Linked DNA regions of Mus musculus: region 2 is linked to region 1. Evidence: chromatin loops called from intact Hi-C (ENCODE). Cell type or tissue: gastrocnemius. All regions are shown on one strand. Links, peaks and the distances in the headings refer to the core of each region. The heading gives the core; the rest is flanking DNA.

The links. A loop is a pair of places that touch in the nucleus more often than their neighbours do. Peaks named below come from ENCODE experiments on the same cell type or tissue, not always from the same donor. Only the 100,000 strongest peaks of a DNase experiment are listed, where the experiment ranks them.
Region 2: it touches region 1 in a loop (2.3-fold over the local background); 13 of 42 quality-filtered maps call a loop at or near these places.

Annotation. Positions count from the first base shown.
Region 1 is chr11:113,735,131-113,750,546 of GRCm38, reverse strand. All of the region lies in intron 1 of Cdc42ep4 (CDC42 effector protein (Rho GTPase binding) 4), which reads left to right. Among named protein-coding and RNA genes, the nearest start is that of Cdc42ep4, 9.0 kb to the left of the region's middle. In gastrocnemius, for the core only: a CTCF peak has its summit at 7,325 (motif pointing right); a DNase peak (open chromatin) is centred at 11,159; H3K4me3 peaks cover 361 bases; H3K27ac peaks cover 2,649 bases.
Region 2 is chr11:113,791,034-113,806,449 of GRCm38, reverse strand. It overlaps Sdk2 (sidekick cell adhesion molecule 2), which reads left to right. Exons shown (of 45, transcript NM_172800.3): 38 at 46-183; 39 at 3,164-3,325; 40 at 6,182-6,307; 41 at 11,363-11,527; 42 at 12,587-12,727; 43 at 13,012-13,150; 44 at 14,949-15,075. It overlaps Gm51930 (a long non-coding RNA gene), which reads right to left and starts at 2,330. Exons shown (of 3, transcript XR_003949797.1): 1 at 2,250-2,330; 2 at 1,889-2,002; 3 at 555-1,240. In gastrocnemius, for the core only: no CTCF peak of the experiment used is centred there; DNase peaks (open chromatin) are centred at 7,645, 8,276, 8,894, 9,036 and 2 more places.

The DNA of each region.
Region 1 (15,416 bases), core at 3,285-11,284:
GAATGAAAAGGAAATACAATGCTTTCTCTTTTCTTCTTGGCTGGGAACTTCTCCCTCCCCCCCCTTCACCCACCCTCCAACAGTCTCACCTCTTGCAATCTGACCGGCTCCCACGTCTCTCCCTGGGCCGACAGCTCCCATTCTTTGCCCAGGTAGTTGAGCCGTTGAATGAGGAAAGCTTCCTTGTGGGTGTCTTTACTTTGAAACCTCTTGTCCATTCTCGCTGGAGCGGTTGGGATACTTTTCATCCTTACCCCCAGCAACCATCTGGACCCGAGATCTGGGGAGCATAAACAATGAGAGGCCCCTGGCAGGGGGCCTCTGCCTTGCAACTTCTTTGCCCTGTCTGGGTTTCCAGTAACGCCTGCAGCAGCCTCTCCCGCCCCTTTCTGAGGCCTGGCTGGAGGAGGGGGGGACCACCAGTGGGATGGAGTGAATTTTAAAGAACAAAGAACAGGGCCCACAGCATGGGGAACCTTAGCTACAGGTTTCTCCCAGAACTGGGGAGGTGGGGTTGGAGGGACGTGCTGGAGCAGAGCCAGGCCTCTGGGCAGCCCAAGGGCAGTTGGCAATAGTGGGGCATCACTAGAGACCGGGAAGCTACTATGCATGTCAGGGAGCTGATACAGGGCTGAGTGTGGGAGGGACCATGTGCTACCAGCCCTGATCAGCTGCCTGTATGTGACTACTGATTAATGTGGTTTATCTCCTCTGTGAACAGGGACTTTGCCCCTTAACTATTTCCCACTGAGTGGAACCTTGGGAGATACGGGCGGGAGGAGAGCTTCTCAGCTCCTGGTGATCGATCTTAGCGCGGACTTTAAGGAGCTGGATGCTAAAGCGAGCCTGCTCCCAAAGCAGTATTGATGTGGGGGTGTCTCGGCCCCTCTGGTAACTTCTCGGGGTTTGCAGGACCCTTTGCTCATGCTGTCTGTATGCTCGTGCTGTTCCTCTGAGCACTTCTTCCATTTTGGGGGGGGGGCTCCTGTCTCCCTCTCTTTTGAACCCTCCTTTCCCCCCTCAGTTTGTGGCTCGCATATGCCTGCTTTCGAGTTCTTGTTCTGATCCTGTGTGTGCGCCCAGCCTTCTTTTGAAACTGACCATCCGAGCTTCCCAGCAGGAAGTCGCAAGCAAAGGGAGAGTTTCCCTGTGTAAAGCTGTGGTCCCAGGGGTGGTCTCCTGCTGACCTGTAAAGGGATCCTAGACCCTCCCTTCAGAGCTTTCTCCAGGAAGGCCTGGGTCGCTCGTGGTTCAGCAACACCCTCCCCCACCCCTCCCCCACCCCTCCGCAACTGCAACTGCTTTCCCATGGCCTGGACAGGCCGTGCCCATCTGTGGCAGGCATGGTGTTTGATGTTGGTGTCTCCTTCTCTTCCTCTTTTCCTTTATCCCTGCCTCCTGCTTCCCTTGAAGTTTGGATGGAATTGGCAGGGGAGGGGCGTCTGCAAGTCAGCATCCCGGATGGCCTCGGAGGAGCGGAGGAGCGGCTCCAGCTGTTCTGGTTGGGACATCCATGCCACCGTCTCAGCCCCACAGACACTTAGGCGCTTGCCCCTGCCGGGGGAGGGAGGACTCTGCCCCTCAGAAGAACAGAGGCGCTGGGTTGATGCCAGCGATAAGGCTGGGGAGTGGAGGGGGTTGAGCAATCTCACCCTGGCAGTTGATCATGGACCTGAGCTATGGTTAGGTCCTCTTCTGACCGAAGGACCGGAAGCTTCCTCAGCCTTGGGAGAAGGGACCAAGTCCCAGAGCCAGGGCACACTTCAAGTGGTGGTTTAGCAGAAGGCCCTTGACAGCAGACTCCAGCTAATTCTCCTGAAGTGCCTCTGGGATGATGCTCAGCTATCCTTGAGTGTAGGGCCTGGGACAGTCACCGAGGGAGGGGCAGCAGAGTGGCTAAAAGTAGCCCTGCCTGACTTGCCTGGTGGAGAAAGTTCAGCCATTAGCAGCCCACATTCCTACTCCTGATACCAGTGAAGCCCCAGCTTACAGTGGGCCTCCTGGAGCCTCGGGCTCCCTTCCAGCTGAGGAACACTTTCTAGCCCTTCCCTGCACCCCAGGCACTGCGCTGCTAGGGGGTGGGGCATTGCTGGCCCATGGAGCCTCCTTTAGAGACTGGTGGTCTTGACCTCACCTTTTCAAGCTGAGGTAGGCTCTCCCATTTTGGTCTGTGGTAGAAACAGTTTGAAGGTGTCATGTGTGCACACCCCTGCCTTTAATCCCAGGGCCAGGGCAAGAGAGCCTTGCACGTCTTGCATGTTTCCTCATAGCTGCTTGGGTCACCATCCCCTGCCTTGGTTTTCAGGGTAGTGGATGATACCTGCGGAAGCCACCGCAGCAGGCGGCTCTCTCCAGGAGTCTGGCACATCTGTCTCCTTTGAGGTCCTGTGCATTGTTGCTGGTAGAACCCAGGGTCTTGTCAGTCTTGTCTCTTCCGTACCCTGGTCCTGGGGAAGAATGAGAGTGTTTCTCATGGTCCTTACTGACCTGAAATCAGAAGGAGCAGAAGTTCGGTTTGAGAAGAGCTGGCCCTCTCCATCCCATATCACTAAAGGTCAAAGGTGAAAGAGAAGGAAGCCCTAGGCAGGGCTGCCTCATGACCCCCTGCTGGGTGGCAGTGCTAAGCTAGGACAGACTCTGTACCTTGGCTTCAGGGGACAGCTTCATGCGACACCCTAGAGCCTATGGGGTTAGGTTTGTACAGGTATGTTCAGGACTGCCCGTGGATCCTGTTTGAAATTAGCGTCACTGCGCATGCTCAGTAGATGTGGGGTCCCGGCAGAGTGCACATTTCAGGGTTGCCTTTTTATCTGTTGAGTTGTGTCACCCCTTGTAGAATGTGTCTGTGTGTCTGTGTGTGTGTGAGCGTGAGCTTACATCTTCACCTTAATGTAGAAGGCTTTGAAAGCTATGGGGAAACTGAGGCAGAGATAGCTAGCAAGCTCAGTGTGGTGAGCCCGATTATGATCTGGCTCTTAACCCCCTCTATTCCAAGTCCCCAGCAAAGCCAGGTTGGAAGATCTGCCATCTCACTTAGGGGTTTTCTCTGGAGCCCCCAGAGTACACTTGTGTTTGCCTCTCAGCTCAGGAGTGGTTCCTGGGAGAAGCAAAGTGAAACTGAACTAAGCAGGGCCTCGCGGATGGATCTGGTTGCAGGCGCAGCAGCTTCCTTCTGATGTGAGGCCAGGAGCAGAAGCCCCGCTTGTCCGCTTGTTCCGCTAGTTCCGCTAGACACCGTCTCCTATAGCCTGTGTATCGCCTGTGGTGGCTGGTGTCGGGCGGCTGACTCCTGGAAGCCCACGTTTCCAGGAAAGGTCCTATAAACAAGTGAAGCTGCCGGATGTCCTTGGGTCATTAGTTGTTCTTCGTCTTGGCTCCTTGGTCAATTGTCGTTTCCGGTCTCTCCCAGGCCCTGGCCCCTTTCTCTTCCCTTGTGGGCAGGCCATGGTAAGGGAAACCATTCCCTTCACCCTCCTGCTGGCTTCCTTCCCCTGGTTCGAGCCAGAGGGTTCTGGACTGAGGGTAGAGATGGATGCTGGGTGAGATTGAGGTAATTTCCAGCTCAAGGGCTCCCATCCCCCCACCCCACCGTCTATTTCCTAGAATTAATAATTTTCTCTAGGATGATAGAAAATGGAGTGCCCAGACTGGAGATTTTAAAATATATATATATATATATATATATATATATATATATCAGTGCTAGCCTGCATGTATGAATGTTCACCATGTGTGTGAACGCCTTCAGCAGGAGCCAGGCAGGCCCCATGGAACTGGAGTTAGAGACAGTTGTGAGCCTCCGTGTGCATGCTGGGAACAGAACTCTGATCCTCTCCACAAGAGCAACAAATACTCTTTAACTGCGCTCTCTAGCTCCAGCGATATTTTAAAATAATTCTTTTTATTTGTTTGTTTTTATTTGTTTTGTTTTTGTTTTTCAAGACAGGGTTTCTCTGTATAGCCTTGGCTGTCCTGGAACTCACTTTGTAGACCAGGCTGGCCTCGAACTCAGAAATTCGCCTGTCTCTGCCTCCCAAGTGCTGGGATTAAAGGCATGCGCCACCACGCCGGGTAAAATAATTCTTTTACACACACACACACACACACACACGCACGCACGCACGTGTGCACACTGGTCACAGTAAGGTCAGAAGACACCCTTGTGTGCTCCATTCTCTCCTTTCACCATGTGGTTCGGCATGCTGAGCTCAGGCCTTCAAGCTTGGTGACAAGTGCCTTTACAGATGTGAGCCATCTCATGGGTCTTGGGGAAATCTTTAAGACGAACACAGTCTGTGAAGCAGTGGGCTTCCTGTGGGTGTTTGGTCCTTGTAGCCCTCCCTCATCACCCCTTCGAGGCTTGATGAGACCCCTCCCACCTCCGATGTGCTTGTAGAGTGGAAACCCTGAGAGTTCAGCATCACATTTCTCTGGATTCTTCTCTCAGCTCTGTCCTTAGGAGCTGTGTGACCTTGGTGACTCATGGGCTCTCTAAACCCTGCCCTGCTTTCTCATCTTCAAGATGGAGATGACAGTGTTGATCTGTGGTATTTGATATTGTTGGGAAAAGGACCCAAGATAAAAGCTGTCAGACACGCAGCACGAGAACCTTCAGTACTAAACGCCATTTAGCCAGAACATATAGCATCTAGGACCTGGAGTGTCTGCTCTGCTCCATACTTCTGACCTGTGGCCTGGGGAGAGGACCACCTGGTGCAGGGTCTGGCCCTCTGCCTGAGGCTAGGGAGCATCTCAAATCCTAGATGCCAATTGATCAGGACTAACTTTGGTAGACGTCTCTCCAGACCACTCCTGATTCCAAAGTCGACTGCATTCCCTCTTTACCAACTAAGGGGTTGATTGCTGAGACACACTGTGTTTCCCCACTTGTTAGCTTGGTTCAGGCATTGGAATCGTATAGTTTTATACACTGTTAAGGATTGCAAATTTGAGTGGGGGCGTGGTAGCACGCACACCAATCAATAATGCCAATCCTCTCAGGCTGGTGGAGGGAGGAATCTCTGTATATTGGAGATAATGGAGACTGTCTGTGAGTCCACTAGAGAATGTGACAGTTGATGACAGTAGCCATAGAGCAGTGCTGTTAATAGCATAATGCTGGGAGCTGAGGGCAGCTGTGTGCTAGGACACAGGCTTATTAGCATGTATACAGCCCAGGCTTCCATGTCCAAGTCTGATTACCGCTTGCCCCAATAAAGGATAGAAGGCTGGTCATACGCATAACTTTAACTTTTCTATAGGTTTTTTTATTTTTTGTTTTTGGAGACAGGGTTTCTTGTATAGTCCTGAAACTTACTCTGTAGACCAGGCTGGCCTCCAGCTCACAGTGCTGAGTGAGTGCTCAAATTAAAGGTGTGCATCACCGTTGCCCAGTTTAATGTTAACTTTTCTTTTTTTTTTAACAAACAGATTTATTTATTTATTTATTTTATGTAAGTACACTGTAGCTGTCTTCAGACACTCCAGAAGAGGGAGTCAGATCACATTATGGATGGTTGTGAGCCACCATGTGGTTGCTGGGATTTGAACTCCGGACCTTCAGAAGAGCAGTCGGGTGCTCTTACCCACTGAGCCATCTCACCAGCCCCCTAATGTTAACTTTTCTAATAGTCATATTTTTTTTAAAAAGGTAAATTTTCATATTAACGCTGCACGTCCAAAATATTGCCATTCCCACATAGTTGTTGAAGTTTTTCAGTGGAGGGTCTGGGAAATGGCTCAGCAGTTAGGAATACTTGCTACTTTTTCAGAGGACCTTGGGTTGATTGCTAGCACCTATGCAGGGCAGTTTACAAATGCCTGTAACTTTAACTTCAGGGGAATCTAACTCCCTCTTCTGTGTCTCTGTTGGCATGTGTGCACGAGTGGGTGCACACAAATGCACACACAAACATAGACACATACACAAGACACATACATACACACACAAACACATGCAGACACAGATACACACACTCTCAGAAACGACACACACATAGACACATACACAAGACACACACACACATACATACATGCACACAGACACACACACTCTCACACACAGACACACACATAGGCACGTATACAATCCACACACACATATACAGACAGACATACACACTGATCACAGACACTCACAGACACAGACACACAAACACACACACAAATAAAAGAGAAGTGGACAAAATGGAGAGACATATGCCCCCTTTAATCCTAGCACTTGGCAGGCAGAGGCAGGTTAACCTCTGGTGAGTTCAAGGCCAGCCTGGTCTACATAGTGTGTTTCAGGACAGCACAGCTACCTAGTAAGGCCCCATCTCAAATAAGTTCATAAGTAAATGTACAGAAATTACCTATGGTGTACTTTATATTGTCCTTTAAGATACAAAAGCTTCAACATCTATCATGTGTCTCACACTAAATAGTACACTACAGTCTGGATACCAAACTTTATAAATATTTGATCAGTGTTTGGATTGCAAAAAATTTTACAGTCATACACTGATTCACACAGGTTTTCCCAACACTCTGAAGTTTTCCTGTAAAGGAACCAAACATCCTATTTAAAATTTAAAATACTTGAATTAGGAAAAAGAAAATGTTTCCCAATTCTCACTAGCCACAACGTGAGGACTTAGTGGCCCCTCCTGGCTGGTGGCAGCCCTATGGGTAACTAGGTTTAGGATGTCACTGTGGGTGCCAGGCAGAAACCAATGTTCTTCATGTCTGCTGTAGTGTCCCGTTCAGTAAGGACAGTTGTTGCAGATAGGACAGGATTGTCTCTCCCCTTCTCTCTAGGCTTCTGAGGTAGACTCTTGTTTTGCAGCCCAAGCTGGACTGGCACTTGGAATCCTTCTGCCTCAGCTTTCCAAGGGCCAGGATGAGCAGTGTATAGTGTGCCCAGCCTTCCTCATTCTGAGACACACATGGAAGAGTCCGTAGATGAGAGCAGCCAGGATGAATTCAGGGGGAAGACAGGCACTTGGGCTCTCACCACTGGATGCTCCAAAGCTGCTCTGCCTGGTGAGACTCCAGATCTGCTTCAGAAAGAAGCAGAACAAGGCACAGAAGGAAAGGCTCTGTGGAAGCCGGCCACAGCCGCCCAGGCTCAGGAAGGAGCGCATATCGAACCAAGGCAGCTTTGGTTGCTTTCCACCCATTTAACAAGGCTGGTTCTTATAAGAGTTCAGGAAAATTATTGTTCTTTGTTGCTGTCACATTTTTCCTAGTTTTGTTATTTTATGAGTATGAGGGGTTTTTTTTTGTTTGTTTGTTTTTTGTTTTTTTTGCCTATGCATACAGTCTGTGCACTGTGTGTGTGCAGTGCCCAAGGTAGCCTGAAGAGGGCACCAGATCCCCTTAAACAGGAGTTACAGATGTCTGTGAGCTACAGTGTGGGTGCTGGGAACTGCCATGTTCCTATCTCTCCACATCTGTTTCCGGGTTTTTGTTTTGTTTTGTTGTTGTTGTTGTTGTTGTTGTTGTTTGAGGCAAGATCTCACTTTTTAACTCTGGCTGGCTTGGAACTCACCATACAGAACCAAGTAGTGGCCAAGTCATGAAGATCTGCCACCACAACCCGGTTTAAAAAACCAAACGAATGAACAAAACAGGCAACATCCTGCTCTGTAGCTCAGGCTAGCCCAGAGCTTCCTGTGTAGTCATACTGCCTCAGTCCTCCTGCGTAGACTTCCCCCTGTGCTGAGACTGCGGTGTGAACCACCTACTGCTTCTCTGTTTATTTGACTGTTATTTGTGTTGCCGTGTTATATTTATATTTTATATAGTACCATTTACTGCTAATGTGTGTTTGTTACCAGGGATCAAAATCTAGAGCCTAGCACAGGCTAGGTGAGCAGTCCACCACCACTAACTTAACGTTGAAGGAGGCTCTTAGCTGCAGCGCCTAGGTTTACCTGGAATTTACCACGTAAACGGGACTCTCTTGAGCTAGGACCCTCCTCGCTCACACTGAGTAGTTGGGATGGCAGGACCAGCGGCTCCAGGCCTGGCACTTGACTCTTCCTGGTCTTTGTGGCCCCCTTTTAGTGACTCAGTGGTAGAGGTCACACAGACAGCTGCACTTCGCTGCGTTTCTTTGGGGGTTTGGTTTTGTTTCTCCTGTGAGTAGCTTGCCCTGCATTTCCCATACTTTTAGCACCTGTACCCCCACCCCCCAGCCCACAAACTTGGGGAATAGAAGAGAAGTCTTTGCTTGGTAAGATGAAGGCCGGAAGGCAGAAAGCCGCCTGGACCACAAACAAATGAGGCGCTTGGCAGCATGTGTGTCACCATAATGTAGACAGGCATATGCCAGATTTGCCAAAATATTTGCAGAATAGCACTAGGATTTAAAGATATCGAGCAAGTCTACTGGAAAACAGGAAGCCCCTCCTGCCAATAGAGGAATGGGCAAAAGCTTCAGTGAGCAGTTTCCAAGGAGCAGGTCTGCGTGGCGATAATACATTTTTTTAAAACAACACACTTAGTAATCAAAGAAATGCACACTACACGTTCCGGAGGAAAGGTTATGTTTGTATTTTAGAGTTTCAATTCGGTGAAAGCCTATCATTGTAGCAGTTGGAGGCAGAGGCAGGAGGATGGTTGAAAGTTTGAGGCCAACTCTGTCTGTATCAAGTTCCAGGCCAGTCAGGGCTACACAGCAAGACCCTGTCTCAAAGAGGAAACAGGGAAGCCGGGCAGTGGTGGCACACACCTTTAATCCCAGCACTTGGGAGGCAGAGGCAGGCGGATCTCTGAGTTCAAAGCCAGCCTGGTCTACAGAATGAGTTCCGGGACAGCCAGGGCCACACAGAGAAACCCTGTCTTGACACCCACCCCCCCCACACACACACACACAAGGGAGAGAGACACAGGGAAGGCAGGCAAGCACCTAAAGTTGATCACCTCATGTTGCTGGGACTGTAACATGACAGAGCATCCTCAAAATAGAATGGCAGTGGGAAACAGAAGTGATTTCTTTTTTTCACGCCAGTCTTACAGAAATAATTACAAGCTGGCATAGTTATGGAAAATAGAAGTTATAGAGTCTCAATGAAAGAATAAAACATTTGTGACAGACTGGCGGAATGGAAACTTGGGGTGTTAGCAATGGCGTTTGACATGGCGTGTGATTTACCAGCGCATGAGTGCCTTCAGTCCCAGAAGGAAGGAACAATGACTGCCTTTATTCCCCATCTGTAATAACGCATCCTGCCTGTGTAACAGGGAAATATCTAAGTCTGTACTGCCCCATAGAAGAGTTATGTTTCCTCACACTTTTAATGTGTGTGTGTGTGTGTGCACATGTGTGCGTGTGTGCAGGCATAGTACAGGTGCCCACAGACGCCAGAGACATTGAACTTCCTGGAGCTGGAATTGCAGGAGGGGTGAGCTGCTGCTAGGCGTGCTGACAATCGCATGCCCGCATGTCGGACCGTTTAACCTTGACCGTCTTCCAGCCCTTCTGCTTTATCTTTTGAGACGGGGTCTCTCACTGAACTTGGGAGCTCACCCGTCTGACACAGGGAACTCTCTTGCCTCCCTAGCCTTGGGATTACAGGCATACGCTACTCTGCTGGCCTATGTAGGTGCTGGCAAATCTAAACTCCGGACCTCATGCTTGCATAGTGAGTTCTTTGCTGACTGAGCGGCCTTCCCAGGCTCCATGTGAGGTATTTAATACCTCAGCAGCCACATGAAGCCAGAGGCCACTCTACTGGATGTCAGGTGTGGAATATTAATAACCTGAGGCTGAAGAGTTGGCCCAGGGGTTAAGAACGAACACTTGCTTGTCTTGTGGTGGACCCACGTTCAGTTCCTATTACCCCCATCATGTCACTCGAAAGTGCCTGTGACTTCAGTGTCTGGGCTCCTTGCACATAACTGCATACAGACACATACATATAAATAAATAAAACAGAACCTTTTTTTGTTCTTTTGAGACAGGATTTCTCTGTGTAGCCTTGGCTGTCCTGGAACGTACTCTGTAGACCAGGATGGCTTTGAACTCAGGGATCTGCCTGCCTCTGCCTCCCTGAGTGCTGGGATGAAAGACATGCACTGCCACCACCTGAATAATAAATATAAAAAATTAAATACACACACACATGCTGCCGGGTCACTCTGGCCCCCACCCATCTCCAGCATCTCCTGCCACCCCACCCCCAGAAGCAGGAATTCCTAGGCGGCATGCTTCCCGACACAACCGTGACAAAGCACCAAGTGATGTCTGGAGAGCCTCAGTCACTTTCCCTTCCAGGAAGAGCCCATCAGAGAAGGGATGTTTATCTCTGGGAAGTAGGCTGTACCCTGGCTGGGCTTGGGCAGTGTTGGCCGGGCTTGGCCGGCCTCTGGGAAGGGTGCAGTAAATGCTCAGATCTAAGAGTTAAAGCGCTAACTTGGGTCAGGATTCTGATCTTTCTCCCTGGCATCTGGCAGGGTTGAGGCTCTCAACCCTGGATCAGGGCTTCCTTGAGAAGGATTTGAATCTAGGCTTTGTGCTGACCCCATTCCTAAGTACCCAGGGGACACCTGGCTTGGAGTTCTCACGCACGGATCCTTTCCGCTGCCTTCTCTTTAGGACTCTGTAGGGCCTTGGGAGGATCAAGTTCAGCTGTCCCTAGAGATGACCCTCTAATCAAGGAGTTGGTAATGTGGATTCTGGTCCCAGTCATTTTCAGGGTAGCAGCCTTCCTAGCCCAGTGCTCCTCAGCCCCTCCAAACATACTGCACCAGGGTTTGAGAGAGATGGGCTACCGTCAGTCAGTTCAGAAGATAAGGGAAGGAGGGAGGAAATTAACTTGCTGGAGCCTCAAATCCCCTTCCTGTAAAATAGATGTATCATGAGAACCTCCTGCATGGTTGCTTTGAGGTGCAGAAGAGTACGTGTCTGTTTTCTCAGCCCCAAGCTAGACACACAGGTACCTGGTAAAGGGGAGTCGTTGGCAGCCATAACTTTTCTGCGCATGGTCAGTTGAAGGGAGCACCTTGAGTGACTTCTGCCCTTTCCTTTTCCCTCTTTGTTCACAGTATTGGAGTGGCCGAGCTGGGAGTGTGGGAGGAGTAAAACCCAAGCTCTCACCTATCTGGAGTGTCTCTTGACTAGATCCCACTGTCCTGTGGGTGGCTGACTTCCAGCTCAAAGCTCCCGTGACACTGGCGGAAGGCCAGTCTCCGTTGGGTGGGCGTGGTTGTTCCGAGTCACCTGCTTGGCCAAGAAGAAGGCTGGAGCACCAGGAAGCAGCTGCTAGTGTTCTCCTTGTGAGGGTGAGAGGTGGGGGTTAGGGGTGGGGACAGGTGATCAGTCTCTACAGATCTGGGAATGAGTCTGGCCTAGGACTGTGGGTCTAGAGTCATAGTTAGCTTGCTTTTATTTTATGGGGATGGGTGTTTTGCGTGCATGTATGTAAGTGTAGTCAGTGCTGTAGAGCCCAGAAGAGAGCATCAGCTCTCCTGGGACTGAAATTACAGTTGTGAACAACCATGTGGGTGCCTGGAAGTGAACCCAGGCCCTCGGTGTTCATAACCTGCTGAGCCTTCTTCTCTCCTGCATTCAAATCTCTATAGATTGTCCACTCTTACCTCCCAGACACATAGCATAAAACATGACTCTTGGGGGTGGCCTGGGGAAGGGAGGAGGGACAGATGTCAGTGGGAGAGAGCCTGGCAATGTGCAGAGCCGTGCTAGCCCTGGCTGATGTCTTGTTCTTGTAGATGCTGAGCCCTGACAACTGGAGAGTTTTAAGCTGTTTTGAAATTAAAGTCCTTTCCTTAAGCCTTTGATGCTTTGGGATTTATTATTATTATTATTATTATTAAAAGCAGCTTCGCCACATTAAAGGGAGGAGAGGCAGGGGAAATAGTTGGGTTGGTAATGTGGAAGGACGAGGACCTGAGATTGGCCCCTAGAAGCCCTGTTTATAAAGAGTGGGGGGAAGGGGCACCTGCTAGCAGGCTCAAAAAACTTGCATCTCTGGATCATACGTGGTGGAAGGAGAAAGCTGACCCCTTAAGTTGTCCTTTGTTAGTGAGCCATGGCACACATGCACAAAATGAACAGGCACATGCACAGGAACACACACACACCCTGCAACCCTGCACCCCTCCCCCCAGCCCCCACCTCACCAGGGAACCTTTTTTTAAAGACAGGATCTTACTGTGTAGACCAGGCTGGCCTCAAACTCAGAGCCACTTGCCTCTGCCTGCAAGTGCTGGGATAAAAGGCAGGCCCGGCCCCACCCCTGCACCTGGCTTTAGCCAGTTTTTCTCTTGAGCCCAGCCTCACATCTTGGTTTCCCTCTGTCCCTTTCAATGAACATGTATCGGTGTGTTTGTGTCACAGATGGCTGTAAGTGGATGGATATGGGAGTCCACTGCCTGCTGTTTAGGGAAACTGTCCCATGTGGCTACATGGCCTCAGGACAGACACTCCACCTCACCCCCACCCGTCACGGTTTCCACGGACCTCGTGCTTCCTCATTTTCTCAGGCCGCCCCTTACTGCCCTGGTTCTCCCAGCCAGCGTGTGATGTTGTGGCTAAGGCTTTGCTGAAGAATATCCACGCATTTGGGACTTCTCCTCCATTGATACAGTTCCACCTGCTCTGTTTGTAGATGTGGAGGAGGCTGAAGTATTCTTGTGGCTCAGGCAGGTCTTGAACTTGCCATCCCTCTGCCTCAGCTCCTCAGCTCTCCCAATTGTGGGTGCCCCTTGGCCACCCTGTCCCGAGGTCATTAGGATGTAAGTAGTTCTTGGGATCCAGGTGCTGTGACTCTCCCTGCCTTGTGAAATGTGTCCCACCCACCCCTTCCCACCCTCTTTATTCCTCCTACCCTTTTTTGGCTCTTACATTGGGCAAGATGATGGAAGAGACAGGAAGGGCTGACCTCAGTCTTGGCAGCGATGTCACTGCAAGTGTTACTCGGGGAAAACTTTCAGATTGGCAGAGGAGATCTGAGCCCTGGTACCACTTGGGTCCCTCAAACTCCATGACCTTTGGCAACTCACCTCTCCTTATCCCTCACTGCCCCACCCCCACCCCCAAAGCCTTGCCCAGGCCACTGGGTTGGATCATCTCTGTGACCCCAGCCCGCCACATTTATTTCAACACCTACTCCTACCCCTGGGCTACATGACAATCCACTGGTGTGTGGGAAGGACATACCAGAGCCATCACAGCTGTTCATTCGTGTCTACGATGGATTGGTTCCAGGTCCCCCTGGGACACCAAAATCCACAGAGGCTCAAGACCCTTCCGTGAGACAGCACAATGTAATGTGTGCGTATCTATCCCCTGGGGCACTTTAAACCATCTCTAGAGTTCCACATTCCAGAGTGACAGGGATGCTATGAAAACAGTTGCATTAGGTTGTTTAGGGAGTGAAGATGAGGTTGGGGTTGTACACGTTCAGTGTTTGTGTGTGTTCTGGTAGGGCGTGTTTCGCCTGCCTGCACATGTGTGTGGAGACTAGAGATTGACATTATTAGTGCCTTAGTCTGTCCATGTGCCTGTCCATGATAGTTGCTTGGGTGGAGGGGGCCATGCACTTGTCATAGGGCGTGTGTAGAGGTCAGAAGACAACTGTGTGAGGCAGGTTCTCCTTCCATGTTTCCTGGGGTGACAGGGGCTTCACTTGTGTTGCCAGGTTGTACCGCGGGTGCTTTACCAACTGGCTCTCCTTCCAGTCCTGCATGTCACTTTTTAAAACTTGTTTTTAGATGTATTTACTTTATGTGTATGAGTGTTTTGTGTGCATAGTTAGTTATACACGTACCATACGCATGCCCAGTGCCTGCAGAAGCCAGAAGATGGGATTGAATCTCCTGAGACTAGAGTTACAGAGCCACTATGTGGGTGCTAGAAATCAAACCAAACCAGTGCCGCTAACGGCTAAGCCACCTCCCCTCCGGCCCCCACCTTACATTAGAAGATAGGATCTCTCACTAAAGGTGGCTCACCAGGGTTCCCCCCCCCCCATTTTTCCATCTCAGCATGATCTGTGTGCGTGCCCCAGGGATCGAACTCAGATCCTTGTGGGCAGCACACACTTTACCTACTCCACTGAGTTCTCGCCCCAGCCTATTTCTGAGATCTTTTCTTTTGACAGATGGAGAATCCACAGATTTAGAGGGCTGGCCATCTATTGATTTTATTTTCTTAAAAGACAAAAACTGAAAATTAAGGACTGAATGGGTGGCAGTTTGCACATAACCTAAAGGAACCCTGTGTCGGCATGGTTAACACTCACCTTTCGTCATCACAGATAGGAGGCAGAGGCAGGTAGATCTGTGAGTTCAAAGCCAGCCTGGTCTACAGAGTGAGTTCTAGAACAGCCAGGGCTACATAGTGAGACCCTGACACACACACACACACACACACACACACAAAACCAAAACAAGAATTGTGCACACATGCATACACGTAAAGGACACCTTAGAGGGGTGTTTTTCCATGGCACCCCCACACTTTGGATATTGCATCGCTGTTTTAGCAGTGACCTGGAGAGAGAACTGACCATGACTTCAACCTGTGCTCTCTGGGCTGAGTCCTCTGATAGGGCATTCCTGTCTCTCAGAACCTAATTCTTTACCCGGCCCAGGTATTTTAGAGATGTTTGTCTGTCGTAGGATGAGAAGTGTGTGTGTGTGTGTGTGTGGGGGGGGGGGGGGGGTCCTTGATGATCGTGTGCGGTTCTGTCTCTGGCTTTTATGTGTTGGAATTGTGGCTGTTCAGGCCAGAGGGTATCTTAAACCAGTACATCCCAAGTTCCTTGTATAAACAGCAGACTCTCAGCTATACCAGAGTTGCCTGCATCTCTAATCCCAGCACACACCCCTTAGAACTCCTCCTCCTCCTAACACAGTGTCAAAGCTGCTGTAGCTCTGCTGTCCCTCAGCTGTCCCTCTGCTGCCCTTAGCACCCCACAACTTTTTAAAAGTTTCATAAAGGCTAGTGACTGTTCCAGAAAATACCAGATCTTTCTCTACTGTCAAAAGGCGGAGCGCTAGCTTCTCTGGGAGAGATGTGGCCTGCGGCAGGCTGGTTTTCCTGTCCTGATGTAAAAAGTGTTAACACTGGACACTTGGACGAAGTTAAGTTCTGCCTAGGGGCAGGTACAGTGCCGGCCCTGTGGAGAGAGGTATGTGTGTGTGACTCAGCTCTGGGACAGGATCCCTGGAGTCCCCATGGAGGCTGCCCTTTGATCTGCCACTGGGGACATCTCCACTCCTATTGGCCACAACTCTGAAACACTCCCAGGATGTCTTCCCCTGTGTCCTCCCCAGCCACACTCAGGTCTTGCCTCCTCCTGGCTGCAAACTCCAGAAAATAATAACCTTACTGAGTTTCTGTCTCCCCTCCCCCATGGCTTCCAGGTTAGCCGCCACTAGGAACTTCCCAAGGTTGTTGGTTTACA
Region 2 (15,416 bases), core at 4,919-12,918, 54 kb before region 1:
CCACAGAAAGAGGAAAACAAAAAACCCTTTGCTCTCTCTCCACAGCCCCCAGTGCCCCGGGCTCGGTCAAGTTCAGCGAGCTGACCACTACCTCAGTGAATGTGTCCTGGGATGCCCCACAGTTCCCCAACGGTCCTCTGGAGGGCTACAGGCTGGTGTACGAACCCTGCACCCCAGTGGATGGTAAGCGGGGGCGTCTTCCATGTGGCCTGAACTCTCTCCCCTTTCAAGGGCTGGTTTGTACCCACAGACCACACCGGGATCACTCGTCAGCAGTCAGATGTGGTGAGAATCCTCCTGTCTTATAAATGGGGAAATATGACCCAGGAATTGGGGTGTTTCTGAGAGATAAGCATGTGAGAGCAAAGTCGCAGCAGCATCACAGGGCCGCAGTCTCCTGTGCAGGCCAGGAACCTGGAACATAAACACCCTGTTCCACAAACCGAATCAGGACTAGAGAGAGAGGGGATCCAAGCAAAACATGGTTGCCCCAAGAATGGACAGAACCCCAAAGAAAAGAGTCCTCTGGTGTTCTCATGTTATCCCGGGCCCCTTCCAAACCTCAGAGTTCTCAGCACACCCCCTCTGGAGGGTCAGGGACCCTTTTAGAAATCTAATCAAAGCCTGGGAGCGTCTCCCCCAGGAAGATGTGTGACAGTGAGCAGCTACCACACTCTGCAAATGACTGTCCTAGCCCAGGTCAAATGCACTGTCTTCAGATCACTCTCTCCCTCTCCACCCCTGCCCTTCCCAGGCCCCCCACCCAGACCCTCTGCCATGGGGCTCTCAGGAGGGCTTGGACCGGCAGCGCTGCCTGCTGGCATCAGGTAACTGCCAGCTTTCTTACACAGCAGCTTTCTCACCCTGCAGCTACATTAAGAGAACTCACAGGCAAGAAAGGGGCTGGGCTTCTCAATGGCTGGGACTACTTACAACAAGACATAGGGAGAAGACTGCCCTAGAAGTGACACCCTGGTGGCAGGAAGTGACCACTTTTGTACATGTGCGTGCTCTCTCTCTCTCTCTCTCTCTCACACACACACACACACACACACACACACACACACCTCCTAGGACTGGAGCCTGGTAAGAACAAGGGACAAAGCTTGGGAGCATTAGGCAGCTCCAGTTATGGGTCAGAGATGGGGACAATGATCCTCAGTTTTTCTTGCCACCACCTAGGTGCCAGCTGCCCATCCTGCAGAGCCGGGCTGTGTCAGAACCAAAGGGGAGGCAGGTCCTGGAAAGAGATACAGGAAGGAACAGAACTAGGTCAGAGGACAAGAAGACAAGATGCAGGGAACCTAGACAGGCTCTTGTCTAAGTGGTTTCTTCCTGGCCTATCCAGAGACCTCCCACTTTGAGAAACAGAGTTCTTGGCCTCTCAAGATCTTCGTCCATCAGGGTCTAAACTCCATGTCCTTATAGGTTCCTGAGTCAGGGTGTCCATTTAGAAATGCCACAGCTCTGCAGCAGGCCAGCAGCCCCCCATTTTCTTATAGAGAAAGCCAAGGTCTAGGCCAGGATGGCATCTGCTCAGCAAAGAGGACTCATTCAGTAAGTGAAAGGGCTAGAGCTGAGGCTCCATTGGCACAGTGGTTGCCTGGCATTCACAGAGTCCTGGGTACCATCCTCAGCACCACGTAAGTTAGCCATGGTGACTCACATCCACAATTCCAGCTCTCAGGAGGTATAGGCAGGGAGACAGGAGTTCAGGGAAGTTCGAGACCAATTTGCATCACCAGAGACCCTGTCTCAAAAATAAATATGGCATAGAGAGAACACCTAGCAGTTTAGGGTCCTGGCTACTGTCACAAAGGGCCAATTCCTAAGCACCCGCATGGCAGCTCACAACTGTACATAACTCCAGTTTTAGGCAATTCAATACCTCTTTGGCTTCCTTGAGCACCAGGCATGCAAGTGGTATCCAGGCATACATGTGAGCAGAATGTCCCCTGCTCCACTCTGCTCCCTCCGGGGCTTGATGCTGGATCATTAGCATCTAAGGAAAAGAAACAGTGTCAGGCAGGGGTGGCGCACGCCTTTAGTCCTAACACCTCGGCAGCCAGAGGCATGGAGATCTCTGTCAAAGAAAGAAAGAAAGAAAGAAAGAAAGAAAGAAAGAAAGAAAGAGAGAGAGAGAGAGAGAGAGAGAGAGAGAGAGAAAGGAAGGAAGGAAGGAAGGAAGGAAGGAAGGAAGGAAGGAATTAAGAAATTAAATACATAAATAAATAAATTTAATAAAGTACCTACTATGTGTTTGGTGCACTCTCCTTTTATGTGAAGTTCCATTTCCCATTTCCTTATTAGGAATGCTCCTGACCCTCTGGGCTTGTTGGAAGAATAAACTGAAATCATATATATATATATATATATAAATATATATAATATACAAATATAATATTTATATGTTTATATTATATATTTATTTATATTTTTCTCCAGCTTTAAGGGAATTCATACACACACACAAGCTTAAGGGCTATAGCAGGTTCTGAGGTGACCTTCTATAAGAGAACAAAACCTGGTCCTGACTCTCAGGGAGACTTTAGGGTTAGGAAAGTGCAGAGCGCACAGAACCACCTTGTGGAAGCCCCCAATCCTGCCCCTGGCTGCCATGACCTTAGCTGCTGAAGCTTCAACCCTAAAAGCCACATGGTTACAGATGATGGGGCCCCTGGAGCTGGGCTCTCATTGGCCAAGAAGAGAACAAAGGTGGGACTGGGGTGGGGCTGGGGCTAGGGCTGGGGTGGGGTTAGAATAGTCACCGGGTGCTATCCAGCTCCAATGCTGGAGGCATCTTCAAGAACGTCCCAACACCAGCTGCCTAAATGTCACGTTCTGTGATATGTTGGCTTGGGATGGGCTGACGGGTAGTCTAGCAGTGAGACAGGATGGAGACTTTGTGGCTGTTCCGGGATGCACAGACAGGACATAGCTTTCCTCCGGGTACTTTAACCATGGAGTGTTTTTTTTTTCCTGAGCTCTTTTCAGAGCCATGTTCCTGACACAGTGTTGGCAGCCTGTGGGCTTGAGTGACAGCTCGGCTGATTCCAAGAGATGGAGGCCACAACCGTCACCTCCTCCCAGGAGCTGCCAGTGGCCTTGGTGGCCCTGTTCCCACCAGCTACTGCAGCCCCTATTCACGGTCCTTCCCCCACAGGGGTCAGCAAGATTGTGACAGTGGACGTGAAGGGGAACAGCCCACTGTGGCTGAAAGTGAAGGATCTGGCCGAGGGCATGACGTATCGTTTCCGAATCAAAGCCAAGACCTTCACCTATGGGCCTGAGATTGAAGCCAACATCACTACGGGCCCTGGAGAAGGTAGGGGAGACGTCACACTGTCCTATGCCCCGCATCCTCAGGCCTCCAAGTAAGAGAGACCCAGGAGGTCTAGAGACCTGTCTAGCTCAGAAGACACTGGGAAGCGGAGAGCTTACTTACTCCTCTATCCCTGCCCCAAGAGTCCTCCCTCTCTCCTCCTCCTCCCTCTTCTTGACTCCTCCTCCCTACCCCTCCTCTTAGCTTCACTCTTGTCCTCATCCTCGGCTTGGTTATTAGCATCTAAGTCACCGGGCTATTCCCGCCCAAGCCTGGACTGACCCAGACCCTCTCCGCCACGCAGGCCCATACACACATCCCAGGCTGACACGGGGTCTGCCTCAATATAGAGCCCAGGTTGGCCTGCTATTCATGGTTCTCCGGCCTCATTCGCTCCAGTGCCGGTTTTACAAGGGTGAGCCACTACAACCACTGAGGTTTCCGCGTGTTCCTTCTTTCCTTCCTCTCTAACCCTCAGCCTTTGTCACCTCAGCCCCTGTCACCTCTGTCCAGGAAGGAGGCAGCCTGGCAGGCATCCAAACCTCCATCCTGGCCGGAACCACCTCCCTGTACCTCCCCCTCCCCCACCCAGCAGTGGCTGTCGGAGCAGGGGGCAGAAGACTCTCTCCCAGCTCCTGTCCGGTTGTACGCTCCCTGGGTGGGCACAGAGCTTCTGATTCCCATGAGACGCAGTCATCTCCTCTAACGATGACACTGGCACCTCCCGTAACTCTCTGACACATGAGCTACCTCCTGGCAGCCAGGCCTGCCTTCCCCAACACCCAACACCTCTTTTCCCATTTTCAAGACAGGGTTTCCCTGTGTAGCCCTGGCTGCCCTAGAACAGATACCTTTACAAATAGAAGGCCACTTTGTATTTGCATGTCAGTGTTCTGCCCTTAGGGTCCCACCCTAATCCTCTCTGTCACTGCCCCTGGCCTCTGTCACTTCTCTCTCTCCACCCAGGACCCTGGGGGCAATCAGGGTTTAGTATCCTCTGGCCCTGTCAAGGGTTCAAGGTTTTCCATGCTGACCATAAAAATCACCTCCTAAGCCACCCCGCCGCCCACACCCTCTCTCGAGGAAGACTCCAGCCAGGCCCAGCCCAGCTTCCACCCTCTCCTTCCCCTCCCATGTCCCTGGGCCATCAGCAGACTAAACTTTCTCCAGAGTCTGGGCTAGAAGAAGAAAAGGCCTGGAGAGTCCAGGCCCTCTTGCCTTCTACCTGCTGTGGGTTTGTCACCCCCGTTTCTCATTCAGTAAGAACAGGATGTGCAGGACCCCTGGAGGTTGCTGTCCCAGCCTCCTCAGCTCTGCTCCTCCAAGACTTCCTGGTATCTAAAAGCTAGAAGAGAGTTGGCAAATAGCAGGCCACCTGAGCTCAGTTTCTTCCGACTTAAGGTTTAGAGAGTTCAGGCTTGGAGTTTGTGGCACGGGGTAGGGAAGGCGTTGGACAAGAAATAGAGGAGGAGTGGGGAATACCAAGAAAGAAAGCCAACCTTACCCACGAGGGCTCTACAAGACACAACACCTGCACAGCTGTCCTTGGCTCACCAAAAAAGCCAGTGGCAGCCCTTTTCTCTGTCCTGAGCGATGCCCTATACAGAGTGAAAAGCAGGGACTCCAAAGGCCTCCCCAGCCTGCACCCCACTCTCAGGCCGTATCTCCCCTTTATGGGCTGCAGGCAGGATGCTCCTTAGAGAAGGGAAAGTGTGTGTGTGGGGGGGGACTGAAGCTCTCCAAAACTGACGTCAGGAGTAGATATGGGGGCCTGGCAATGGGGTATCCAGCTGTGCGAATATGTATTCCCATGTGTGCAAAGTCTCCATCGGCCTCCTGTCTGAGTTGAACGACTCTCCGGGGTCCCAGAGGGCTTTGGTGAGAAGTTGGAGTTGTGTTCTCTTCTTATCAGGCAGCGAGAGGCCATCAGTCAGCCTGAACGCACGCACATACACTGCTGCCTCAGCCCCTGGTACTATGAGCCCATAGGAAGCATCTACTGTGGGCTAGGCTCTAGGGATGGTTAGCATCATGTCTACTGGGAGACATGCCTGGTGGGGACCACACGCGGCAGGAGTCTCCAGGAAGGGTCAAGGCTTGTGCTGGTACACTCCCAGTGAAGCGATGCAGCATAGACGGATACCGGCCCAGTGCTCTGTCCACACAGGCTGCCTCCAGGCTGCTAGTCCACCCTCCCTCTCTAATATCTCAGTCTGCAAGACACACCTTCTGCCAGGTTCTCCTCCTGAGGCTTCCTAGGGCCCCAGCCTGCTCTCTCCACACCTAGCCTAACAGCACATGCACGTAGGGGTAGCAGATTTCAAGTAAGAGACTGGACGGGCATTATCCCATGTCAGGTAAGGAGATGTTAAAGGGACCTTCACCCCCTCAGACAGGCCTCCATCCCTGGGCACACTCCACCATCAGTCTGTTCACCTCTGCTGCCCACTATGACATCTCCTTTCAGGATTATCCTTCCACAGGACCCTTGCAGATGGGCAAACTGAGGCACCCCTGAGGGGTTCCATGAGTGGATCACGTGATACGTTCTGCCTGGTCTTACATGCCTTCGTCCTCTGTCTCTGCTCTGGAATTCTTCCCAGGAGCATCGCCTACCCTGTCCCGTGCCTTGTCCTGGGATTCAGGAGGTGTGGGAATAACAGGAAGAGAGACTGGCCACATCCTGGCAGGCCCGGCCCAAGATATGCTCTTCGGACCTAGTATTTGCAGGACGTCCCAGAGGCTCTATGTCTAGAGTTGACCTGGTTGCCCAGCCCCCTCCCACCAGCACAGGTTTTTTGTAAAGAGAGGCCACTCTTGGTTCCATGGGTGCCCTCATGCACTATGGGATGTTTGCAGGTGCCCCAGGACCACCGGGAGTACCGATCATCGTTCGCTACAGCTCAGCCATTGCCATCCACTGGTCCAGCGGAGATCCTGGCAAAGGGCCCATCACGCGCTACGTAATAGAGGCCAGGCCTTCAGGTACGCCCTGCTCAGGCTGGGCTATCTTCCCTCTGTGGCCCACGCCCTACCCTTCTCCCATCTTTACCCTTGGGCTTGTTCCCATCCTCCATCCATGAAGGTATGTATGTGTGCAATTACTGTAAGTGAAGCTGGAGTTGGGGACAGAGGACAGGGCTTTTTCCTTAGAGCCAGACTCTTGCTTAAGAATCCCCGGGGCCGGGCGTGGTGGCGCACGCCTTTAATCCCAGCACTTGGTTGGCAGAGGCAGGTGGATTTCTGAGTTCGAGGCCAGCCTGGTCTACAAAGTGAGTTCCAGGACAGCCAGGGCTATACAGAGAAACCCTGCCTTGAAAAAAAAAAAAAAAAAAGAATCCCCGGAAACAGTTGTTAGCACCTTGTAGGAACCAACTAAGGCTAAAGATTGTTCAAGGGGCCAGAGGAAGGGCTGGACAGTCAAATGTTCAGGCATGAGGACCCAATTTCAGGTCCCCAACAACCCCATAGAAAAGTCATACATGGTAGTGCACACCTGTAACACCAGCACGGGGGCAGAGCCCTAGAGTTTGCTGGCTAGAATTGGCAAGCTCTAGTTTCAAAGAGACATTGTCTCAAGAAATAGAGTAGAGAGCAATTAACAGACATTCAACATCCCCCTCTGACCTCCATACACAAGTGCACGCACCCTCGAGCATGCACACATGCACTCGCACGCTCATTCATGCATGCACACCCATGAAGACCACGAAGCCAGAAAAGCAAGGCTTGGCTCACGTTAGCTAAATGCCCATGTCCTGCTTGTGACTCACTTTGTCATCCTACCGACCTCTCCTGTCAAGCCTGAAATCGAATCACAAGAACTTCCAAAGCCATCAGGCGCTGAGCGGCTGATAAGTCACTCCTGAGGGGGCTTGCTCTCCGCTCCTGTTTCACTATCGGCCCTGCACCTGCTTCCCCGGGCACCAGTTCCATTACTCCGCAAACTCCAGCTCCCTCTGTTGCTAGGTTTCCAAGCTAATCAGAGGAGCCCAAGTCAGCCGAGAGCTGCCGGCTTGATCTTTGTATTCTGAGGCTCTGCGCCTAGGCGATAGAAGTTGAGAAAGATAAGATAAGTCTTTGCTGCCAAATGAGAATTAATAGTCAGAGGTAGGAGAGCCTAGTAGTAGTTGACATGTGCATGCAGGTAGATGCCTAAAGTCAGCCTCTGGTGTAATTCCTCAGGTGCCGTTCACCTTGTTTTATGAGACGGGGTCTCTCACTAGCCTGGAACTCACCAAATTAACCTCGGCTAGCTGGCCAGAGAGCCCCAGAGATCATCCTGTCTCTCCAGCACTGAGCTCCCAATCGCTTGCCACTGTGCCCGTGTCTGGCTTTTGAAAACAAAGATTAAAAACCTGGGATCTGGCCAGGCAGTGGTGGCTCACGCCTTTAATCCCATCACTTGGGAGGCAGAGGCAGGCGGACTTCTGAGTTCGAGGCCAGCCTGGTCTACAGAGTGAGTTCCAGGACAGCCAAGGCTAGTACAGAGAAACCCTGTCTCAAAAAAATCCAGAAAAACAAAAACAACAAAAACAAACAAACAAACAAACAAACAACAACAACAAAAACCTGGGTTCTAGGGAATCAAACTCCGATCTCAATGCTTGCAAAAGAAGCAGTTTGCTGGCCAAGCCATTTCCACAGAATACTTCTTATGGAGACTTGAACCAGCTCCCACCACCACCACCACAGGTTGTACATTCCTCAGGGTGGCTGGGTCACCCCAATAACAAAGAATTAATTATTCTGGGAGCTCCTGGAAGCCACCACCACCCACCACTGCCCTAATCTCACACTAACCATCACAGCCACCATAGCTCAGTGTCTAGCAAACTCAGATGCACCAGGTCGCCTACACTGCAGGTGGTGCCGGCTCTCCAGATGGTCCCTCCCTGGTGCCGGCTGTTGAGTTGGCCCAGAGGCCTTTGCATGCATCTCCTCACCAAGGCCTGTGCCTGCTTATTCCACCAAAGTCAGCCGACCCGGTGCCAGGCTGTGGAATGTTGGCCCCGGACCTCAGCCTGTTGCTTTTCCAGTGTTTCCTGGGAGGCCCAGCATGGGCCACTGTCCTTCCAAGTTTGGGGGTTGTGACTTGGTGCACACAGGTGGAACAGAGGAAGGACTGAGCCAGCATTCCGTGACAGATACAGAAGGGTCAACACCAGCAGTTCTAAGGAAGAACAGACAGTGGGAAAGCAGGGGAAGGGAGCCCTGAGGATGCGTGGACAACCCTTAATTAAACCTGTTGGAAAGTGAGCTGCTTTTCAGAGATGGCTGTCTCCCCTCCTCTGGGCTGCCTTCCCCCTCTTTTATCCTCCCTCCATGCTAATGTGCTCCTCATGACAAAACAGCCCTGGTGACACAAAATATCCCTGCATTGCTGTGCTTTGTGCTACACAGACTAAGCTAGACATACCGACTTTGAGCCATTTAGCTCTCGGGCAGAGCAGAGCGAGGGAGGGGTTCGCTCTGGGACTGACCGGGCCTGTGAACTGGCTCCCACATCTGCTGACTCTGAGGACTGAGGCCATTGAGGGACATTCTAGCAGCTTCTGGCTTGGTCTCACTGCCCAGCCCCCATCCTTTGTTTGTGTGGGGTACAGAGAAGGGGGAGTGGGTATAAAGAGCAGGCAGGAGACCTCAGCCTCTAGAAGGCAACAGCAGGATTCTCCATGAGCTATTAGCAGACGTTGGTTGCACCCACCGCTTTTCCCGGGTACCATGAGGAAACTCAATGCCAAGAGTCGGGTAGCTCAGCAGAAAATGCCAGCACTGTTAGCCATGTCGCTGTGACCTTGGCAAGACAAGTTAAGTTCTCTGAGCCTTGTCTTATCTGTCAGACAGGAGAAGTTCTTACCCCCTGTCATTGTTACAGCTACTCCCCCACCCCACCCCCAGCCCGCGCATCAGGTTGTATGACACAGGACTGTCAGCTGCTATGGGAGAGGCCACATTGTTACAGTAATCGCATGAGGGATCTGAGCCCCACTACATCCCAAGGAATGAAGTGCTGAGCTACGCATTGACCTGCGAGATAATACTATGAGAAACGCAGGGGAAAGTCAGAGCTCCTAGATTTAGCACACGCCACGAAGGGTGTCTGAGCTAAGTGCTGGTGTATAAGGATATAAAGACAAGCCACACATGATCCTTAAGGATTGCACAGCCTCGAAGTAGGGAGAGCGCCAGGAGATTAAACAGAAAGATAATTGGGTAACTGGATATGCTGGCACAAGGAAAGAGGAGGAGGCAGGGAGTTGTGGATGCCAGATCAGCTTGGGCCACAAAGTGAGACCCTGTCTCAAAAGATTTTTAAGTTAGCGGGCTGGAGAGATGGCTCAGTGGTTAAGGACACTCACTGACTGCTTTTCTAGAGGACTAGGGTTCAAATCCCAGCACCCACCGTGGCAACTCACAACTGTCTGTAACTCCAGATCTAACTCTGATATACATGTGGGTGGCAGCTCACAACTATCTGTAACTTCAAGATCTGACATCGTCTCACATAGACATACATGCAGGCATAACACCAATTCACATAAAATAAAGGTAATTTTTAAAAAATTAAAATAACGTAGGTAATAATCAAGTAGATATTCAAAAATACTGACAATGAGGCAGGAAAGACGACTCTCTGGGTAAATTGCTTGCTACCCAAGCATGAGGTCCCGAGTTTGCATGACCAGCATCCATATAAGAGCTGAGGGAAAATTCTGTGACCCCAGTACCGGGAGGTAGAGGCAAGCAGGGATCCCCATGGTCTATGCCCAGCCAGCCTAGCTGATTGCTGAGCTCAAGATTCGATGACAGACCCTCACTGTCTCAAAAGAATGAGGTGAAGAGCAATGAAGGAGGAGCAAAGGAGACCCAGACATGGCCGTGCACGCACGTGTGCACGCGCACAAACACACACACACACACACACACACATACACACGCACACACATGCATAATGCATACTACCAGCCATGGCTCAGGACCCAGGGCCTTCTGGGAGAATCTCTGAACAGACAGACCTCATGCAGGCTTCGGTAAACTTGCAGGGTCTATGATGCAGAGAGGCAGGCTGCCCTCGACCCGGCTTGCAGCACACTTGGACTTGGTCCAAAATGTTTTTTCAAATGATGCTAGGGCAGTGGTGGCTACTTATGTCCCAGATTCCCCTGCTGGATCCGAGGGAAAGTGTGGTAAGAGCAACAGATTCCTTCAATCCGGGAGAGAATGTTCTGGAACTGGGAAGCCAGCCCTGGTACAGGAGATCGGCTCAGAAGTTCACGGAAGAATGAGGTCCCTGAGAGTGAGGCTGGGGCCGCTGCGGCAGGGAGAGCTGGGAGATCAAGATAATTCTATAATACATATCCTGTTATATATGTATATTATATATACATAATATAACATAGAATAAGAATATAATTGCCTATATAATATCTATGCAAATATACTAAATATATTTTGGATAGACAAATATAAATTTTCTTATGTGATATACCATATACACATAGCCTAAAAATTAATTTTATACACTATTTTAGTATTTTGTACATGAAGTAAAGTTTAAGCGTGTGTAGTCTTTCTGCTTGAGATGTTATAGGTCTCAAAATGTTTCTTTTTGGGAGCATTTTAGATTTTACTTTTTTATTCATTTAAGTCTCACTGTATATCCCAGGCTAGCCTCAAGGTTGATATCCTCTTTCCTTGACCTCTGGAGTGCTAAGATCACAGGCGTGTCGATATTAGAGTTTAGTTTCTCTGATTAGGATGTTCAGCCTGTACTGGTTTGGTTGTTAAAGAATTTATTGCATGGTACATTTTTTAAATGTTTTACAGATGTTTTAATTTTAAAGAAAAGATTTTAGAGGCACACTCTCTCAGAAAGTATCTGTCTCTAAGACAAGGCCGTCCTAAGAGCCAGGCTCAGGCATGCGTTGGGCCACTGATTAGATGGGACCCGTTATTCAGGGGGTTACAGCTAGAACCAGATCAGCTGGGATCTGAGGCTCTTCCACCTCACAGTGCCTCCTCTCTCTGCTCCTGCAGATGAGGGGCTCTGGGACATTCTCATCAAGGATATCCCCAAGGAGGTGACTTCCTACACCTTCAGCATGGACATCCTGAAGCCAGGCGTAAGCTATGACTTCCGGGTCATCGCAGTCAACGACTACGGCTTTGGCACTCCCAGCAGCCCCTCCCAGTCTGTGCCAGGTACCAGCCTATAGGGTGGCAGGTCAGAGAGTCCATGGAAGAGTTGATGTCATGCTGGGGGAAGGGGACAGGAAGAAGGCGGACACTGGGCAGCAGAAGAGTCAAGGTGGTCATAGAAATGCACTGTCCCTCAACTTCTCTAACCATGAGCTCTGGGCTCCATGCCTACCGCAGTTCACAGCCTCAGAGGAAGTTGCTAGCCAGGCCATAAACTATGGCTCCACACAAGCCACTTCACCCCACTCCCAACAGACAGCACCCAGGTGGGCCATGGGCTAACACTGGTGGCCTCTAAGACCCCACTGGGCAGCACCCCAGGTGGGTCCTGTTCACTGCCCCACCCTCCCCCTCTCTTTCATTCCTCCTATCCACCTCAGGGTTCACATGTGGCACTAGGCCTACACCTATGGCCCTGCCCAGTTACTGACCACTTTAAATATAGAGGCAGAAAATCGGCTCTCTGCTTGGGCATTAGCAACCCAGCTCCTTTTCCACCCATATACTGCTCCTGTGCCGAGATGGATAACACCAAATTATGAAAGACAAAGAGATGAAAATAAACTTCTTAGCTTCCTACCATCTGTAAATAAATAAACATATAAATAAATAACAACAACAACAAAAACATTCACTATAACTTTGAGGAAAGATCTCTCAGGCTTACTAAAGTCCAGAGAAACATCTTTCCACACACAAATTAGAATCTGTCTATCAAAGTCTTTTTTTTTTCCCCCAAAGTCAGGAGAGCAAAAACAAAAAAGCAGCTAACAAACTGCTACTCTCCATTCTTGATCCCCTGGCAGACATCACTCATCGATCGCAGCACTCTTTCTTAATAAACCCAGGGAATTCTCAATCAACTAGACCATAAAACTCTTCTTAAAATGGTCTCCCAGGCAAACCTTTGCCAGCAGATCAAAGCAGAAACTTTTAGAGTGCACAGACCCCCACCTACTGGTAATGCCCATGAGCAGGTGGTGGGACCCCAGATGGACCAAGAAGGCTTGTAGGCAGGAGAGTATTGAGCATCCAGGTCCTGACACTCTACTGCTGTTGCAGCCCAGAAAGCCAGCCCCTTTTATGAGGAATGGTGGTTCTTAGTGGTCATTGCTCTTGTGGGCCTCATCTTCATCCTTCTCCTGGTCTTCGTACTCATCATCCGAGGTCAGAGCAAGAAGTACTCCAAGAAGACAGATTCAGGTGAGTGACCCTGTGTCCTCCCAACGGCAGGCTTGACTCCTGGGGGTCTTCTTTATGTTGGGGGCTGGGAAGGTCCATTTTCTAGCAATGTACCATCTCAGGCGAGGCAGCCAGGAATTCCTCCACACAACCCTGGGCTCTAATCTGGGTCTTGATACTAACAAGCAAGAAAAAGGAGCATCCCAGCTAAGTGGGAGAATGGACCTGGGAAGGAATGGCTGGCTGTGTGGTCTGATGGGTACCAATTCTCTCCCCCCTCTCCCCCCACATCTCTTTGCCCTCAGGAGGGAATACCAAGTCAGGAGCGCTCGGCCACGGGGAGATGCTAAGCTTGGATGAAAGCAGTTTCCCTGCTCTGGAGCTCAACAACCGTCGGCTGTCCGTAAAGAACTCCTTCTGCAGGAAGAACGGCTTGTACACCAGGTACTACGCCTGCATGTGTGACAGAGGACAGAGACTTGAGGGCCACACAGCAGCGTCCAGCAGGGATGGCCAGGAAGGAGCATGGAACAAGCCATGCCCACGTGGCCTTCCCCTTCCCTGGGAAATAGCATCCATGCTTCAGGGCTGGCAATGGTCAGCGGAAGGTCACGTGGGACCCCAGCGAGATACTTAGGGGCTTCTGTTAGTCCCACCAGACCCAGTCACAGCTTAGAGAATGTTAGAAACTCCATGAGGAGGTGGACACTAAGAGTCTCTGCCAATAGCTGCAGAGTGCAGAAACACATAGTCATGGAAACCAACCTACAGTAGTTTGCAGTCAATTGCACTAGTAACCAGCCTTACGGACAGACGGCCATGCACCCCATCTCAGACCCAGATGAGACACCTCGGTGCGAGGTGCCAGGGACTAGCCCATTGTGTGTGCCTTTCTTAGCAAGGGGAGAGTAAGCACCTTCTTTCCTGGGCTTGGCTTACTTTGGTTGGAGTCAAGTCAAGATCCTGCCACCATCTTTCAGCCTCTGGAAGCAGTTAGCATGGAAGGACCTCTGGCTCAGCTGCCAGAGAGCTTGCCTGTCACGGTTGAGGCCTAACACTGTGAAAACTGGATGTAGTGGCGCACACCTGTAATCCTGGCGGGTTCCTGGGAGGCAGAACTGTGAGGATCAGTACTGAACGATCAGCCCTGAGTTCCATAGTGTTTGAGGCCAGCCTGCACCAAACGGGGTCCTTTCCCAAAAGCCCAAAGCAATGAAAAAAGATAGCGGCCATTTTGGTGGGACCCAACTCCCATTCCTGACTTCTTTCTGACTCCAGTCTATTCTGGATAGTCTTCCCTGAAGCCACCAAGCTGTCCATTCTTTTCTTTTTTCCCTCCAATTTTTTATTAAGTATTTACTTCATTTACATTTCAAATGCTATCCTGAAAGTCCCCTATACCCCCCTCCCCAGGCTGTCCATTCTTAAGGGCCAGGGATGATTCTGGGGTCTACCTGGTCCTCCTCTGACGGGACTGGGCAGTTTAATGTTCCCAAAAGTTCAAGGGAGGTTGAGGCTACAGCCAAAGGGACTCCGGTCTCCAGCCTCAGCGTATTGACATTCACAGTTCGGTGGAGGCAGCAGGCTGGGGGTGGGGGAGCAACCTCTTTGAGCGAATTCACAAAGCCTCTCTCTGTCTCCTCTTGCAAGGGTAAGCCATGTGTACTTCTCCAAGGGGGTGGAGGGGAAGGCAGAGGGCGGAGCACTCAGGCTCTCATCCCTCGCCAATCCAGACTTCCAAAGAAAGAAGCGTTTGAAGCTGCGGTAAAACTCACCCAAGCCTGGCATGGCTGCCACAGCCCCGCTGAGCAGGCTCCTGGGACTGCCACGGGGAACAAGGGGGCATTTCACCCATGGCCCCACCTCCCCTTGTCCCCCTCCCCCTCCTACTCATAGGACACATACATAGAGGCCTGCATGTTCTATGCCCCCATGGGAATGAGAAAAATCTTGTTTTCACCAAACCAGATTCAGGCTGACCTGGACTCAGTAATGTCTGTGCATACATGTATGTGCCCAGGCACATAGACACACATTCCATTTGCCCTATATGTTCAAGGACTTCAGTGTGGTATTCTGTTTTCTCTCCTCCTCTGCTAAGTCCCCCCTCACCCCACCCACTTCTCTAAGGCCCAGACTGACATAGTGTGGTCACAAGGAGGAACCCAGGGTGGAGGGGCCGGTGGCCTGCGTTCCTCCAGACCTCTCTGAGACTACCTCTCAGCCTCACTCCTCTCCCTAGGTCCCCTCCCAGGCCCAGTCCAGGTAGCCTACATTACTCTGATGAAGACGTCACCAAGTACAACGACCTCATCCCAGCTGAGAGCAGCAGCCTGACTGAGAAGCCCTCGGAGATCTCTGACTCCCAGGTGAGGGGCGCAAGGGGCACGAGGGGCACGAGGGCACAAGCCTAGACAGGTGGTGGCTGCTACCAAATGTGGGTGAAGGGATAAGCAGCATCCTACCACACAGCCAGCCTCCTCCTCCTCCTCCTCCTCTTCCTCCCCATCCCTCTCCCTTCTTTCCTTCCTTGACTTTGGAGACCAAAGCGGGAGAGAAAAGCTATCCAGAAGTCATTCATGGGTCATTCACCACCACCTCCAAGCCCTGCTCAGTTTCCCCCAGAGCAAATGGGGTCTGGGCCACAGGAATCACATGAGAGCCTGGACCCCTACAGTCACCAGAGCCCCGCCGTTGCCCGGGTTCTCTG